2 separate regions of the Mus musculus genome follow, and region 2 is linked to region 1. The links are chromatin loops, found by intact Hi-C in ENCODE. Cell type or tissue: heart. All regions are shown on one strand. Links, peaks and the distances in the headings refer to the core of each region. The heading gives the core; the rest is flanking DNA. Region 1 overlaps Gprc5a (G protein-coupled receptor, family C, group 5, member A). Region 2 holds the start of Ddx47 (DEAD box helicase 47).

The links. A loop is a pair of places that touch in the nucleus more often than their neighbours do. Peaks named below come from ENCODE experiments on the same cell type or tissue, not always from the same donor. Only the 100,000 strongest peaks of a DNase experiment are listed, where the experiment ranks them.
Region 2: it touches region 1 in a loop (2.4-fold over the local background); 12 of 42 quality-filtered maps call a loop at or near these places.

The regions. Positions count from the first base shown.
Region 1 is chr6:135,084,126-135,092,995 of GRCm38, reverse strand. Gprc5a (G protein-coupled receptor, family C, group 5, member A) reads right to left here. Exons shown (of 4, transcript NM_181444.5): 4 at 8,287-8,870. Among named protein-coding and RNA genes, the nearest start is that of Gprc5a, 23 kb to the right of the region's middle. In heart, for the core only: a CTCF peak has its summit at 5,098 (motif pointing left); a DNase peak (open chromatin) is centred at 5,085.
Region 2 is chr6:135,006,514-135,015,383 of GRCm38, reverse strand. Ddx47 (DEAD box helicase 47) reads right to left here and starts at 3,772. Exons shown (of 12, transcript NM_026360.3): 1 at 3,656-3,772; 2 at 2,989-3,082; 3 at 1-189. The coding sequence starts at 3,742. In heart, for the core only: no CTCF peak of the experiment used is centred there; a DNase peak (open chromatin) is centred at 3,793; H3K4me3 peaks cover 1,462 bases; H3K27ac peaks cover 763 bases.

The sequences.
Region 1 (8,870 bases), core at 321-8,320:
CCATTGGAGACCATGAATACATTTACATATATTAAACTCTCTTCTAACTTTGTTGCGATGTGTCAGTGTTCTGGTTTTATTTTTTCTACTTCTGTTGTCATGTTGGAAATGTGATACATGTTTTATTTTGGGCCGAGTGATTGATAAGACGTTAGTCAAACGCCTTTACAGGCGATCTATTAGAGATGTCTGACAACCTAGCCCCTCCCCTATGCTTTTTCACATTGATTTTGTGTTGTATATGTGTGTGCACCTGAGCCTGTGTGCTGTGGACACATTTGGAGGTCAGAGGACAGCTTGCTAGAGTCGGGTCTCTCCTTCCACCACGTGGGTTTCAGGGATTGAACTTGGGTCCTCAGCCTTAACAGCAAGCACCTTTACCTACTGAGCCATCTCATAGGCCCACAAATGTTTAAGTGTTTAATTTTTCTTCCCGAGACAGGGTTTCTCTGTGAAACAGTCCTAGCTGTCTTGCAACTCTCTTTGTAGGCCAGGCTAGCCTTGAACCCTAGTACTGGGATTAAAGGAATGTGCACCACACCTGACCACTATTAACTCTTAACTCTGACTTAGGTTTTGTCATTACCTCTGTCTTGCAGACATCATACTAAGATCAATATGTGCTTGTTCTATTTCAGTTTCTTGTGGGGAAAAAAACTCTAGAATAATCCTTCCTTCTACTGGAATATTTTATTTATCTATTTTGGCAATGATAGAAAAAGAATCCAGGATTTTCTGTCCCATGTGGTATTTTTTATTTATTTTTACTTTATTTCGTGTGAGGGTATTTGGGGGTATATGGTAGCAAGCATGTATATGTATGTAGCATGTATATGTATGTAGCAGGTACATGCAGTGCCCAAGGAGACCATAAGATATTACGGGATCCTCTGAAACTGGAGTTAACAGATAATTGTGAGCCATTGTGTGAGTGTTGGGAATCGAACCCAAGTCCTCTAGAAGATCAACCAATGTTCTTAACCACTGAGCCATTTCTCCAGCCCCCTTCCTATGGGTTTTTTTTCTTGCTTCTTCATGGTCCGAGATGGCAGCTGAGATTCTCAGTAACAAAATCAGGCTGACAGGATGAGAGAAGATAAATCTGCCATTCTCCTAGGTCTTTGAGCAGCACGTCAAATCCAGAGCCAATCACTCCATGTTTGCTTAGTGTGCCCAAGGCTGACCACGGTCTCAGCTCTGCTCATCAGTGACTTCAGATTAACCAGTCGTCAGTCAGAACCTAGACTGTGGCTTCAAGTGTGTCCTGGTAAGACCCCACCATTGTGGATGCTCTTGAGAGCTCCAGCCAAGGGCATTCACGTGCATTATGGCAACCCAGAAAGATGGCAGCACACTACAGTCATTCCATCTTATCGAGGGAAGGGCTGAGGCACAGCTTTATGTAGGTGGGGGGGGGGGGGAGATGGTGCTGGGTACAAGCATTGTCTCTGAGCTCACGCACAGCTATCCTGAGTCATCAGAGAGGTGCTTTGAATTGAGTTGTAACAAGTCCAGCAGAACCAGTACATCAATGCATGGAAGAGACCAGAGAGGGAGACAGCTGGGAGCAGGAGGGGTTGCTTGCATGTGTGGTAACAAATCCCATTAAAGCATCGTCTCCCTCTCCCCCTCCCCCTCCCCTTCCCAGTCTTCTTCTTCTTCCTCAGTTTCATTTATTTATTTAGAGACAATTTCTCATGTAGCCCAGGCTGACCCTAAACCCACCAAGAAGCTAAAGATGACTCTGAACTCTTGATCGTTCTGTATCTATCTCCTGTGTACTGGGATTACAGGTGCACACCACCACACCTACTAACGCTTCATTTTTTTAAACTGTTTCTTCTTTTGTGGAGGTGAGGAGTGGAAAAGGGATCTTGTGTAACCCAGGCTGGCCTTATTTTTACTATGTGGCCCAAGGCTGGCCTTGAACTCCTGGTTGTCATGCCTCTCCCTCAGAAGGGCTGAGATTGCCCCATCTGTTTTTCTTGTAAGGGTGGGGAGGGAAGCAGAGTCTTCTGTATCCCAAACAGGCCTACAAGATTTGTGACAACTTTCAGTTGTCAGTTTCCTAAGCACTGGGGTTATAAGCCGTAAGTTATGTGCCACAAGCCCAGCTAAGCCAAGGTTCATTTTATTGCCTGTTGCTAGATCTGGGGGATTGGAATGTGTGCTGCAGTGCCAGCACCTCAGGGCAAGGCATTGCAAACCCCATAATGACGTGTGGGCTTTCCGGTGACGCTCTCTGTGTTCTCTGTCTCTATCTCTGTCTCTGTGTCCTCTGTCTCTCTCCCCTCCTCCTCCTCCTCCTCCTCCTCCTCCTCCTCCTCCTCCTCCTCCTCCTCCTCCTCCTCCTCCTCCTCCTCTTCTTCTTCTTCTTCTTCTTCTTCTCCCTCTCTCTCTCTCCCTCCTCCCCCCCCTCTCTCTGTCTCTCTCTCCCTTTCTCTCTCTCTCTCTGTCCTGGAACTTACTCTGTAGAAAAAGCTGGCCTTGAATTCAGAGATCTGGGATTAAAGAAGTGAGCCACCACCATCTGGCTTGTGTCTGCTCTCCTAAGGAACACTTAAGACCCCATGGACACTTACAACCTCAGCATTCAAGATGCCGAGGCAGGAGGACCATCCAATCCAGTGTGGGCTACACGGTGTTTTCCAGACCAGCCTGGGTTACATAGGATAATCTTGTCAGTAGGTAGATAGATAGATAGATAGATAGATAGATAGATAGATAGATAGATAGATAGATAGATAGATAGACAGACAGACGAACGAACGAACGAACGAACGAACGAATAAGAAAGTTTCCAAGGTCAGGTGAATGTCCCTTAAAGGAGACATAACTTCCCACAGAGAGAGAATCAGCACTGGGCGCTGGCTTACACTGCACAGAGGCTTCAGGCCTGCGGGAACTTTGTGTCGTCGTCCCCCCACCCCCACCCCACCCCCATCTCACGGGCTGCAGCTTGAGGGAAAGCTTTTCTTCTTGTCTGGAGCGCCCTCACCTGACAGCTGACTCAAGGCTGGGAGATGGAGGACAAATCAGAAAGGCAGTTCCCACCAGTGCCTCCCTGCGGCTTCCATGCCAGACAGGGCGAGAAGACCAGGAGAGAGGCCAGGAGAGGGCTCCTGATTTGAAGAAGGAGAATCAGAGGAATCCTGAAAATATGGGTGATCATACTCAGGCTTTGTTTCTTTGACCAAATGCTCCCTTTAAAAACAGTTGTAGAATTGATCAGGGATTGACAGCAGAGAGAGCCAAGAACCAGCGATACAATCCTTACTGTATCTGCTCCATCGTGCTTCCCTGAGTTTCCTGTTAAATGAAGGCTGCAGAGACACCAACCAGACAGTCTCTGCGACCTCCTTAAACCACAGAGTTTTAGGTCCAGAGATGTTCCTCTCCAAGGAATGGGCAACTCTGTAGGTATTTGGGGAGTTGCAGGGTCAGGCACCAGTGACTTGCTACCCAAACCCAGCCATCTATGGAACATCAGCAGAATCCAGGGAGGCCAAAGCATTATCTGCCCTGAAGACAAAGGGTTCTAGAGCCAGACATGCAGATGCAGGCCTGTAAGGGATACCTGGGAGGCCGGAACAGGAGTCCTGAGAGTGAAAGGCCAGCCTGGGATATGTAGTACCAGGCTAGCCTGGGATACAGCATCAAACCCTGCCTCACACCTGGCTCAGTAAGTAAGTATGCTTGCTATGCAAGCATGAGAACTTATGTTCAAATACCCAAGACCCAAGTAAAACATTGTGGTTACACATGTACCTGTAGCCTCTGCCTTGTCAGGGAAGATCGCCAGGGCTTGCTAGCCTAGCTCTAGCTACAGTGAGAGACCCTGTCTCCAAGAAATAAGGCAGAGGGTGATAGAACAGAAACACTCAGTGTCTCCTTCTGACCTCCATACATGCATATAGGTAGAGGTTCACACACACACACACACACACACATTCCAAAAGCAAGCCAGACATGGTGCTATATACACCTGTGGTCCTACTTCTTGGGAGGCGGAGGTAGAAGGACCTTGCCTACAAAGTGACTTTGAGGCTAACACAAGCTATATAAGATCCTGTCAGAGAGAGGGGGGGGGGGCTCAAGAGCTAAGAACACTGGCTATTCTCACAGAAGACCTGAGTTCCGTTCCCAGCATTCACAAGGCAGCTTACAACTGGTTGTAATTCACCCCTAAAGGACCGGTCCCTTTCTTTCCCTGAGGGCATACATGTGATACACGTACACAGATAAAAGCACGCATATAATAAAACCTTTCATGTAAAAGAAGGAAAAGAAAAGGAAACAGGCAATAGCTCAGCAGGGAGAGATGCAAGTCTGGGCCTGACTTCAGTCTCTAGAACCTGTGTGGTGGGAAGAGAGAAGTGACCTCTACACACATGCACAGGAACCCACACATAATTAATTAATTAGTTAATTAATTGATTGATTAATTAATTGATTGATTAATTAATTAGTTAAAATGTTTAACACACAAAGACAGCAACCTACAAGCTAAAGTCCAGATTCCCCGGTGCTCAGAGGTAAACAGTTAGGATTTTCTGAAGCAACGCTCCATTTGAGGCTGAGGCTGGGATATCAGTGACCATGCAAAACCCTGGCAGCAACAAAAGAAAGTAGTCAGGAAATCAAAAAAGCCCAACAGGGCATTCAGTGCTCAGCAACAGTAAGCCCAGAACGGAAGGAAACACGGAGCGAGTGGGAGGGCGGAGGGGGCTCCTGGATCTCCAGGGCCAGCTTGTACTTCTGGTTTTGACCGAGAGCCAATGTTCTCACCACATAAATACCAGATGACATTCATAAGATCAGTCCGTGAGACGTTACATGTAATGATGCCAGGTTGCGTGCAAACGGGCTGGGAAACCTTGGAGAAGTTCACACACAAAAAAAATAAGGGCAAAGGAGACGGGAAGTGGCTTTAAAGGTTAGGGGAAGGGGCAGCTCTGAGGCACGCCTCCCTCGGTCCTGCTCACAATCTTGTGCCCTCAACCAGAATGGGGCCTTAAGCCAGGAGATGCTGTATTTAGGCTCCCCAGGGTTGAACGCTGAGGTCTTCCTGCCATCTAGTGGAGAAGCCGGGTATGGCAACTTTGGTTCGGAAAGGTGGGACCCTAAGTCTATTTCACACGTGATTAAAAAAAAGAGAGAAGGCTGCTGGGCTTGCGCATTGATTCATCATTAACCGTTTAGTTCAAAGAGTGGCACTTTGCCTCCAGACATCAATCAACTGACACTGGCCAAGGGCCAGCCTGGACTGAGTCTTCGCATTCTACTTTCCTATGGGCGGAGATGAGATTGAAGTCCTCTTCCGTATAGTAATTCTCAAACGTGGAACTTCTAGCCCTTGACGCAAAGAGCTTATAAATGAACAGAAGTGACAACGGGCCATGGGAAAGACCAGCACTTTGCAGAGGCAGTCTTCTGTTACCAGAAAGGGCACGCACTCAGAATGTTGTGACCATCTTTCCACTTGGGGGACCATTTAATCTCTTGGCCAAAGCTCTCCAGAGACAGAGATGGTGCCATTCCCAGGTCCTCCTCGGTGTCTCAACAGCCATAGGTATAGAAACCCTGGCAACGGGCTGGTGAGATGGCTCAGTGGGTTAGAGCACCCGACTGCTCTTCCGAAGGTCCAGAGTTCAAATCCCAGCAACCACATGGTGGCTCACAACCATCCGTAACGAGATCTGACTCCCTCTTCTGGTGTGTCTGAAGACAGCTACAGTGTACTTACATATAATAAATAAATAAATCTTAAAAAAAAAAGAAAAAAAAAAAAAGAAAGAAACCCTGGCAAGGCTCCTCCCTTAACGACAAGATGGGCCCAGAACATTCTATGCCCTTCAGGGGAGGTGGGAGCAGAATGGCCATACCAGCCTCAGCTTCATAGGGTTGGAGGCCACCCTAGGCTCCATGAGACTTTGTCTCAAGAGACATACCTTTAGTCCCAGAGTTCAGGAGACAGAGGCAAGCATATCCCCTTGAGTTTGAGGCCCCCATACAGAGCTAAACACTATCCCCAAAAAGGAGGAGCAGGTAGCAGGTCTTCAGTCTCCTTATCCAGAGGTAATCTGATACCTTCCAGTGAAGAACGAAGAACGGAAGACCTAAGAGCCCGGAAGTTGCTAGTCACGATGACCTTAATTCCCAGTTAGCAGACTGAGGCAGGATGGCCACAAGCCAACGTGGGCTACATGGTGAATTCCAAGTCATCTTGGGCCAGAGAGAGAGAGGAATACACAAGCCTTGCAGGGTCTGTCTCTCTGTCTCTGTCTGTCTCTCTCTGTCTCTGTCTCTGTCTCTGTCTCTCTCTCTCTCTCACACACACACACACACACATACACACACACATCTATCTGCAGTCCTGCTAGGCACACCAACTCCATACAAACTCAGACACAATCCAAAACGCTTCAGGAGGCTACGTGCTTGGCCTGCCCTGGTGGATGGTGCACATAGAGTCATAAGGTCAGAAGCTTCTCCCATGGCTAGCCTGTAGATCTCATCTGTATCCTTTGCAGCAGCCTTTATAACAAATGCAGAGACATTTCCCCGACTCCTGGGAGTCAGTCCTGACAGGAAAGGGTGAGAACACCCAGTTTATAGCAGAGAAATTAGAAACACAGATCTAGCACCCAGGGACCAGACTGATAAACAAGTGATGGTGATCCGTTTGGAATTCTGGGCTCTCTCAATCCATGGGATGTGATATTGTCTCCAGGTAGATGGTGTAAGATTTGAGTTAAATCACAGGTCACTTCCCGGGCTTCCACTGTGATACTGCTGGCTTGATGGTGCAGAGGAAGATCCACACCTTTTGAATTCAGAGCTCCATTGTGTTGATTTTTGTGTTGTGAGATTAAAACATGAATATACATTTAGTGAGGAGTCATGGCACAGGGTCCTTACACTGTAGCCTAAGCTGGGTCTTAAAATCATGGTAGTCTCCCTACCTCAGCCTCCAGAGCATTAGAAAAGTGAGAGCCACCATGCCTGGCTAGGAACATCATGTGTTTAAATACTTGGCCATAGGGAGTGGCACTATTAGGAGGTGTGGCCCTGTTGCAGTAAGCAAGGCCTTGGAGGAAGTGTTTTGCTGTGGGGGTAGGCTTTGAAGTCACCTATGCTCAAGCTACAGCCAGTGTGGCAGACCATCTCCTGCTGCCTCCGGATGGAGATGTAAAACTCTCAGCTTGTTCTCCAGCACCATGTCTGCCTGCACACTGCCATGTTTCTCTGCCATGATAATAATTGATTGAATCTGGGCTGGTGAGATGGCTCAGTGGGTAAGAGCACCCGGTTGCTCTTCCGAAGGTCCAGAGTTCAAATCCCAGCAACCACATGGTGGCTCACAACCATCCCCAACAAGATCTGACTCCCTCTTCTGGAGTGTCTGAAGACAGCTACAGTGTACTTACATATATTAATAAAATAAATCTTTAAAAAAAAAATAATTGATTGAATCTCTGAAACCATAAGCCAGCCCCAATTACATGTCTGCCTTTGTCAGAGTTGCCTTGGTGACAGCATTCTTCATTCTTCACAGCAATGAAGCCCCAACTAAGACTATATATATAATTTTTTTTTCCTCACAAGAAACCCCACTGGGTTCTTGAGAAAGACTAGGCGAGTCTAGAAGGACTTACCTCAGGAATCTGCTCTCGCTCCACTATGCAGATCCGGAGATTGAATTCAGGTTCTCACCAACTCTGTCATTCTGTCTTCAATCAGTAAAAAAAAAAAAAAAAAACAACCAGGCAAATGAAAGTGCAGCCTGCCAGCCTTTATGAGCTATCAATACCCGAGCTGTGAATACCCACACTTCTTCACAGCCCTAACTCGCTTTTCTGTGGCTTTGTTTGTTTTTATTGTTGTTGTTGTTGAGACAAAGTCTTACTCTGTAGTTCAGACTGGCCTCAGAAATCATGGCAATCCTCCTGCCTCAGCAGGAGATTACAGGTAAGCCACGCTGCCAGTTCTCTGGCCCGGTCTCCCTGTGTAGAACAGACTAGCCTCAAACTCACAGAAATCTACCTGTCTCTTTAAGGAGCAAGTCCCTAACTAAGCTCACACTTGCGTGTCGTGCTATGGCTAAGTATGAGAATCCTAGTTTCTCCATAGCACAGAGACTCCTAATCCTCTGCCCGGCAGAGTTTGTGAAGTTATTCCCTGGCCTCCCCGCAGCATGTGCAAACTCATACCCACAAAATCTTTAAATCATATTTTTTTCAAGAAAATAAATAAATAAATAAATAAATAAATAAATAAATAACATTTAGATTTTAAAAATAGTTGTGACCACATCTTTATTGCATACCCAGGTGAATAACTTACCACATAACAAATACATCCCATCCCAAGAATAGACACGTAGGGAGGTCAGGAGGTCAGGGTGAGCGTATTACTGAGGATGGGGTGGGGGGGGGGAGAGCAAGGGCCAGGAATTTATAGCGAGAACAAAACCCAAATTCTCCTGGCAGAGAGAAACAGACCTTGTCTACTCCAGTAATATCCCAAAGAGCTCCTGGCAAAGGACACAGAGGTCTGGGGTTGGCAGTGAGTTTGGAGGCGATTGGGATGAAAATGTGGCCCTTGGAAATCAGTGTCTGCACCAAGAGGTCACTGTGGGGCAGTGCACTGAGGGTAGACACGTGACCTTTAGCCGTTCCTCCCCCGGCAGGAAAGCCTTGGAGGGCGCGATCAGATTAGCTTCCAGTGTGGATGAGATGGACAAGGCGGAGACCCAGACCTTTCTGGGTTTATCCAAATCTTCAGTTCTGCTTGGTATGGAGCAAATCCTCATAGAACCCACCGTGGGTTAGGTGAATTGGCTTCCAAGGATGACCAAACAGTGAGCA
Region 2 (8,870 bases), core at 246-8,245, 78 kb after region 1:
CACACTGCACTCCAATAGATGACCCCAGGGCCTCGAACTGCTCAGAGATCTGAAAGGCCAACTCTCGAGTAGGGGTGAGGACCAGGGCGAACAGTCGCTGGGGCGTCTCCAGCAGGGCATTCAGGATGGGCAAAGCAAAGGCACCTGTTTTCCCAGATCCCGTTTCTGCCAACCCAATAATATCACGACCTGCAAGAAACAAAACAAAACTCTTTTACAAAGAAAGGCACTCTGAGCTCCTTCAGTGTTTTCTATACGGACACAATGCTGGGCACAGGCTCTCCCTCGTCAATTAGAATAAACTGAATAAACAAAAAGGGCACGGCCTCTACCCTATATTAGCTAAAATTCAGTAACAGGCCAGAGGTAGCCTGTGCCTTTAATCTCAGCACTCAGGAGGCAGAGGCAGGCAATCTCTAAGTTCAAGGACAGCCTGATCTACGGAGTGAGTTCAAGGATAGCCAAGGCTACACCGAGAAACCCTGTCTCAAAACAAAACAAAAAAGTTTAACTTAAGGCTAATTTCTAATTCTAAAATTGTTTTATGTGGTCTGTGTGTGTGTGTTTTTCCATGTATAACTGTGGCAAGTCAGAAGACAACGTGTAGGACTCCGTTCTCTACTTCTACCATGTGGGTCCCAGAAATCAAACTCAGCAGTAAGAGCCTTTAACCACTGAGCGATCTTACCAACACACATGTTTAATTAGGTAAGGCCCTTAATACAGGCCCCTAGAAAAGATAAAAAGTACATAAAGGGGAATGCCAGGCTAACAGAGATCTACAAATTCTACATGGAAGTAAGCAAAAGGCAGGACAGCTATTCCTGCATGAGGACAGAGGGCCGGGGCTCTAAGAAACAGTGTATGACGGGGCTATGTGAAGCCCCACCTGGGCTGAATGGCAGGGTATTAAACAGGTAGGAATGAGGCTAGGAAGGGGCTCATAAACCCCTAATGGATCCTGATAAACAGGGAATTTCACAGGTGGTGTTATTCTTCTCGAAGATAAACCCAGAGGAGGCAAGGAGCTGAACGGTCCACGTGATGGTGCACAGCTGTAGTCCCACCTACATGGGAGGCTCAGAGAAAGAGGAGCACTCAGGCCTAGGCGTTTGAAGCCAGCCTGGACAGCACAGCAAGGACCCATCTCAAAAGTAAAAGCGAACAAAAACTGGTTGAAAGGAACGTGGTGGGTGACATCAATTTTAGTATGGGAAACTGAAAAGCCAAAAACGGAGACAGGAACTATAGAAAAATCAGTTCTGGGAGGAAGTTAATGATTCTGGATACAGAGAACTTCAGGTTCAGAGAGAGAGAGCGAGAGCTACAAGCTACACAGGATATACTTATGCCAGCAGGCCTTCAGCTCATCTTCCTAAAGAATGGCGGCATGAAATACCCCTGGTTGCCAAAACTACTCGTGACCCATGAGCATCTTCATAACCTCGTTCCTCCCATTCACACAAAAGCCCTGAATTTCCACTCGGTTCGCATCCCTGAGGGGCATACACATCAGAGGTACAATCTATGAAGGAGGGGCTATGTCCCACATCTGAAAATTCTTCTTCTGTGTGTTTGCTTTGGTTTTTTTTTTTTTTTGTGACAGGGCTTCTCTGTGTAGTCCTGGCTGCTCTGGAACTCGCTGTGTAGACCAGGCTAGCCTCAAATTTAGAAATCTGCCAAGCCCTGCCTCCTGAGTGCTGGGATTAAAGGCACGCACCACCACCACCTGGTTTGACACCTGAAAATTCTAATTCAGTAGGTCCAAGTTGTTTTAGAATAAGGAAATAGAGGATGGTGATAGAATCGCTATTATAAAGCCAAAGGAAAGAAACAGTAGCTAAAGAGACAGGCTAGTAAAATACTGTGTTGAAATGAAAAGATAACTTCAAGAAAGGTCTGATCAAGGGTGTTGGAAGATACAGAATAAGCAAGATGGATTTTCTTTCTGGTTTTTTTTTTGGGGGGGGGGCGTTGTTTGTTTGTTCTTTGTCTTAAAGACAAAGTGTTTTCCTACTTGCTTAGTAGACCAGGCTAGCCCCAAACTCTCAGAAATCCTCCTGTCTCTGCCAATGGAGTGCTGGGATTAAAGGTGTGCACCACCACGCCTAGCTTTATGGTGGATTCTTTTTTTTTTTTTTCCTCTTTTTTTTTTTTAATTACGTATTTTCCTCAATTACATTTCCAATGCTATCCCAAAAGCCTCCCACACCCTCCCCCCCCCACTCCCCTACCCACCCATTCCCATTTTTTGGCCCTGGCGTTCCCCTGTACTGGGGCATATAAAGTTTGCCTGTCCAGTGGGCCTCTCTTTCCAGTGATGGCCGACTACGGCATCTTTTGATACATATGCAGCTAGAGTCAAGAGCTCCGGGGTACTGGTTAGTTCATAATGTTGCACCTACAGGGTTGCAGATCTCTTTAGCTCCTTGTATACTTTCTCTAGCTCCTCCATTGGGGGTCCTGTGATCCATCCAATAGCTGACTCTGAGCATCCACCTATGTGTTTGCTAGGCCCCGGCATAGTCTCACAAGAGACGGCTATATCACGGTCCTTGCACCAAACGCTTGCTAGTGTATGCAATGGTGTCATCGTTTGGAGGCTAATTATGGGTCTCTTGATGGTCCATTGTATGGATTCTTAATTCTCATCTCTTAGAGCTAACAGTCAGGATCTGCCATGCAAATTCAGACAGTAGAGTGCTCTAGGGGTTTAAAACTGTCGTCCCACCATTCATTAACGTCAGTGTCTACCTCCCAAATGGTACAGGCTTGTGCCACCGTGATCACACCTGGCTTTATATTTATTTGAAGCAAGGTCTCTGCCTCCTCGGTGTTAAGAACTCAAGTAGTCCTGCCATACCCAGGGAGAGATTATATCTTTATTTCACTTGGAATTTGACAGCAATAGCTCTTAGAAGCAACACAAAAACTGAATATAATGCCACACTGGCTCTGTACTAGCCTGCATATTTAATTCCAACCTACCTTGCAAGGCCAAAGGAATAGCTTCGATCTGGATCTTGGTGGGCTTTGCCCATCCCAACTGGTCACAAGCTTCACACAATACATCCGTAACACCCTTTGAATTCAGAAAACCATACTTTAGCAAAGAATACATCCTCACCTTTATCAGAGCCATCCTCCTGGTGATACGTAGCCCTTTGCACTTTACATAACTGTACATCTCAGACCCTGCTTTATATGAACACTATGGGACAGCGCCTTGAGACAATTTCTCTTCACCAGGGGCTGCTGTCAACTCTTTGCATGTATTATCTCATTTAACCCGTCAAATCAGTTCCGACCAGTGGCTAGCTATTATTCTACCAAGTGCCTCACGTGTATAAAGTGAGGCGCACACCATAACAACTTGCCTCTTGTAAGGAGGTCACGCGTGACCCTAGATAACATAAGGCTCTACAGTAACTGGGGAGAAAAACAAACGGGGGCTCTCACGACCCAGCGGCATCCTACAAGGCAAATGCACCCGAGGGAGCGTGAAGAGACCCCGAGTTTCTGACAGCCTGAAGATAGCATGAGCTAGGCCCCAAGGTGTTTTTACACACCACCGGCTGGGATATGAAGTACCCAAACCCTGGGTGAGCCTAAACGCCAACATCACAAAATAAATACCAGCATCACCCATTCTCACCAGGTCTTTAAATGTTTTCGTTTCCTCCTCTTCCGCAGCTGTCTGAAGGGCTCCAGAGGGGGAATCGGGTTCCTCGTCCGCCGCCATCTTGCTCGTGGGCTCCGGAAGTGGGGCCGAGGCGCAAGGCGTGCTGGGAAATGTAGGCGATTACTTTCCTAGAGTGTAGGTTCTGAACGCCTCCTGCTGGCGGGTCTGGCGTGGCAGCGCCCCACACAGGAGGGACTTGGAAGAACAGCAATGGCTGGAAGCCTGTGTGCCTAAGGAACTGAGACGATCCCTTCTTGCTGCCCTTTGGGTATCTGCCCTATTTTTTATTTTTTTAAATTGGTTTCTTGAGGCAGGATTTCATTCTGCAACTTCGGCCTTCCAGGGCCTTGGCTGTCTTCCCTTTGGCTTATCACTTTTCTAACTATAGAAATGTAAACACATGGACATCACGATACTATTTATTCATTACTTCATATATTTGACAACTGACAGCCTGCCATATGCTTGGACTGTGCTAGGTGTCTAATGATAGAGCAGGACAGTATCAACTTCCACTGCAAAGAGAAGGCAAACAATACATAGGTAATAATGGGCCACTTTGAATTATGAAAAGTGCTACATAAAAATAGGGGAGCAAAGCTTTGGGAGAAAGAATTGTCAGGATTGCTGCAAGACTGAGAAGGTGTCTCTGAGGCAGTGATATTTGAGCTGGGACCTTACTGATACCAGAAAGGCCGTTCTGAGTTCAGGGGACACCTATTCAAGACTGGCAGATCTGAGCCGAGCGTGGTGGCACACGCCTTTAATCCCAGCGCTTGGGAGGCAGAGGCAGGCAGATTTCTGAAACCCTGTCTCGAAAAAACAAACAAACAAACAAAAAACTGGCAGATCTGTGAATACAAAATTCCTGAGACCCGTGAGATATCTGAACTGCCACCACTTAAGCTAGTGAGGTACAATGTATGTTACATGCCCTGTGCCTGCAAGTGTACCCTAGTGGGGAGGCATTGGCATTCTCAATGTGTGGGGCACACTTTCTGAAACTGAGGCATTAGAGACAATCTGCTATGCTTTTCTTCGTGGTATCCCTTTCTCTGGCAGAGTGTGTTGTTAAAATGTGCGCAGCGCATGTCAAACATACCCTTAAGAGTATTTAGGGCTCCAAGTCCTGAGGCTGTTGTGGGAAAGGCCATAGATTTAAATATAATATAACTAAGATTGGGAGTGGTGGCCCATGCCTTTAATCCCATCACTCAGGAGACAGAGGCAGGTGAATCTCTGTGAAGTGGAGGCCTGCCCGGTCTACATAGCAAGTTCCAGAACAGTCAGGGTTACTTGGTAAGACCCTGTTTCAAATATATATTATATGTGTGTTATATTACAAGTGTGTATGGATGGATGTAACAACCTTCTACTAAAACACAGAGAAGCAGAAACTACACTTGAAGAGGTTTGTGATGATTGCCTGTGGAGGGAGGGGAATTAAGATAAAATGCACAAGTCGGAATTCAGAAACAAAATGACAGAAGATAAAAGAATAAATAGAAAAAGCCAAGGGAGGGGACTATGGTGGTACACTCCCTTAATCACAGAGCTTGGGAGGCAGGGGCAGGCAAATCTCTGAGTTCAAGGCTACCCTGGTCTACAGAGTGAGTTCCAGGACACCCAGGGCTATACAGAAAAACCCTGTCTGGAAAAACAAACAAAAACCATTGCTCTCATTCACCATGATGCTGGTCTTCAGAAAAGAAACTGGGAAAGGAGACTGCCTCAGAGACAAGAGGCGGTCTTTGTTTCCCTGACTCTAGAGACAAAATGGATGTTAAGTATGTGCCACCTGGGTGAAGTGAAACTCAGCAAAGCGTTGGGGTTGGAAACCATGGCAGACCAGAGGGATTTCTCTGACTGTTTCTTTATCAGTGGTTCTCAGCCTTCCTGATGCTACGACCCTTTAATACAGTTCCTCCTGTTGTGGTAACCCCAAAACATAAAACTATTTCATTGCTACTTCATAACTGTAATTTCACTACTGTTATGAATTGTAAATATCTGATATGCAGGATATCTGATATGCAGGATATCTGATATGCAGGATATCTGATATGCAGGATATCTGATATGCAGGATATCTGATACGTGACCCCTGTGAGAAGGTCGTTCAACCCAGAGACATAGGGTTGAGAACCACTGCTTTAGAAAGTGATGGGTTTTTTTCTCCGCACATTCCTGAAGAATAGTCTGCGTCCTTTGGTTTGGTTTGTTTGTTTTTCTTACATTTCACTCCAAGTTAAAAAAAGGAAAGCGCCTTCTGTATAAAATAGGCCATCCCAACATGGATTCTACCAGACAGTCATAGCACACGGTTGGCTGGCAGAAAGCCAAAGGCATTCTGGCTCTCTATTTTGCCCTTCCTGTAACTACCTTCTATTTATTTTATTTTACTTTATTTTATTTTATTTTATTTTATTTTCTCCAGCATCTCATGTAGCACAGTATGTTCTGCCTCAAATTCCCTGTGTATCAGAGGCTGACCTTAAGCTCTTGATCCTCCTGCCTCCACCTTCCAAAGGCAGAGAGGACAAGTGTGCACCACCATGCCTGGGAACTAGGCCATTTAAAGTGTCCCTGTATGTGAAACACACTCTTGGAAGGAGGAGTTGACTTGTCCTGAAAAAAGTCTGATCTCCACTATAGTGAGGTCCTTCCCACCTCTTGTCACTGTTACACAGACCCGCTAAGGAAGTCATTCTTCTTACTTGACCAGCGAAGAACTTGAGTCTCATAGGAAAAGAGCTGTGTCCAGGATCATGAAGCAATGTGATAAGAAACAAGTCCAGAATCCAACCTACTTGAGGTCCCAACACATGACCTTACTTTTTCCTTTATTCTCTCTCTGTCTCTCTCTCTGTGTATGTCTCTGTGTGTGTGTCTCTCTCTGTCTCTCTGACTCTCTGTGTGTGTGTGTGTCTGATAGAGTCTCACTCTAGATAGTTCTAGCTATCCTAACACTCACTCTATAGACCAAACTGCCCTTAAACTTGCAGATAATTCACAGAGACCTCCCTAGTGCTAGGATCAAAGGCCATCACATGCAACACCAGTAAGCTTTCTGAAGTCACCTTTACATTATCAAGACCAGCTTCCATCTGCCCAGCTACACTCGGAATTCTACTAATCAAATTCTTCTCCACAAACCAAGAGGGAGCCACCATAGCAGTTACATTTTCTCTGGATGAACTTGGATTTCCTTCAAGAGAATGGAACAGGGAAGTGAGAACAGAGGGCAGCTGAGGTGTCACAGAGCCCAGAGGCCCTAGTGGGAACAAGTGGACAGGCTGTCAACTTAGATGCATCATTGAAAGGTCCCCAAATTTCAAGTCACAGAAAAGGAAACGAGCACTCATGAGATGTCTGAAAACTGGCTGCTGCCTTAACACCTATGAATAGTATAAGATGCTGGGCTTGTGGCATCACAGGTGCAGAAAACAAGCTTTCCTATCTTCACCCCATCTTACCCTTCCTCACCTGGCCCCTGACTCCTGGATAACACTGACTGCTGCTTTAAGAGAACTGATTTACTTGCTGTTGATAAAACTCCGTAAAAACTCCACGTTCATGCCTGTATTCCCAGTTCTTGAGAGGCAGAGGCAGAAAGATCATGTGTTCAAGGCCAGCCTATATAGAGAGACTCTGTCTCAAAAGAAATAAACTGGGCCTGGTACTGCCTGCCTTTAAAACCAGGGCCCAGGAGGCAGAGGCAGAAGTAGAGGCAGATAGATCTTTGAGTTCAACGCCAGCCTGGTCTATAGAGAGTTTCAGAACTGCCCTGGATGCATAGCATAACCCTGTCTCGGGGGCCTGGGGAACTTCTCCATTTTAGTCAAGCAAGGATTCTTTTTGTCTATTCTTGGATAATTCAGACATAGGCTATTTTTAAGACTTCCTCAAGGCACCCAGGGCCATATGGTACACAGTGATGACAGCATCTCCGTGTTCTATTCCCTGGCCTGTGACCTGAAGACAAGCCTTAGGCCTTCAAACGGCACTTACCCTGGGACAGTGTTTTTGTTGAACTAGTGGGGTGAACACAGATGTGTTCCAAAGAGCAAAGCCCATGTCAGCCCACGGACAGTGTCGCGTGCCTTAGCATTCCCATAGGCCTGGAACAGCTAGGATATTTATATTCTGGCCACGGAAACAACAGGGCCCCATTCTAGAAACTGAGCCCTGTCATATCCTGTATTTTCAGAACAATAAGGACGGTTAGAAAGGAAATCTAAATAAAATTCTGACACCGATATAGGGCAAAAGCAAGCCTGAAGTGATACATCAGAGGCAAAAGTGGTTGATTGTTATCTTGTTCCGAAATTTTTTCATGGCTTCAGACATGTGTTCATGTGCTCCCTCTGTCACATATATAAAATGTATAATTAATATACATGGTATTAAATATATAATATATTTAATACATAATATATACCATTTAAATTTGGGTATGGCAACACATGCCTGTAATCCCAGCACTCAACAGGCCGAGACAGAGGGATTGCCATGAGTTCAAGCCAACCACAGCTATATGGTGAGACCTTGTTTTAAGGAGCCAAAATATTTTAAATTCTTTTCAAAATAAAATTTCTGTTTTACAACTGTAAAAAACAAATATAGCATTGTATTTTAGAATTATTTCCTTAATTACCTTAAAAGTTCATTTTTACTACTGTTCCTAAAAGACATTTAAAGCTTTTTTTTTAGTAGGTCTGGAAAAATAGGCCCCCCTCATCTACAGAGGGTATGTTCCAAGAACCCCGATCCCAGTGAATGCTAGAAACCACGGGTGATACCAAACCCTAGAGATGCTGTTTTCCCTCATGTTAAAATTTAATTTACAAACTAAGTCTAGTAAGATATAGGCAGTAACTTTTACAATTACAACAATATAGTGTAATAAAAGATAGATGGGCCAGGCAATGGTGGTGCGTGACTTTAATCCCAGAGTTGACAGAGTTCAAGATCAGCCTGATCTACCAGAGTAAGTTCCAGGACAGCCAGGGCTACAGGGGAAAACTGTCTCCAAAACCTATATAGATGGATGCACTGTCCCCTCCCCACCCCACCCCCTCTCTCTGCATCCTGTGGTGAAGAAAGATAACAGTTAAAGGAAAGACCTTGGCTTTTCTTAGACATACTGCAGTATGGAACACCGAAAAAAGTGGGGGAAGGGATACTT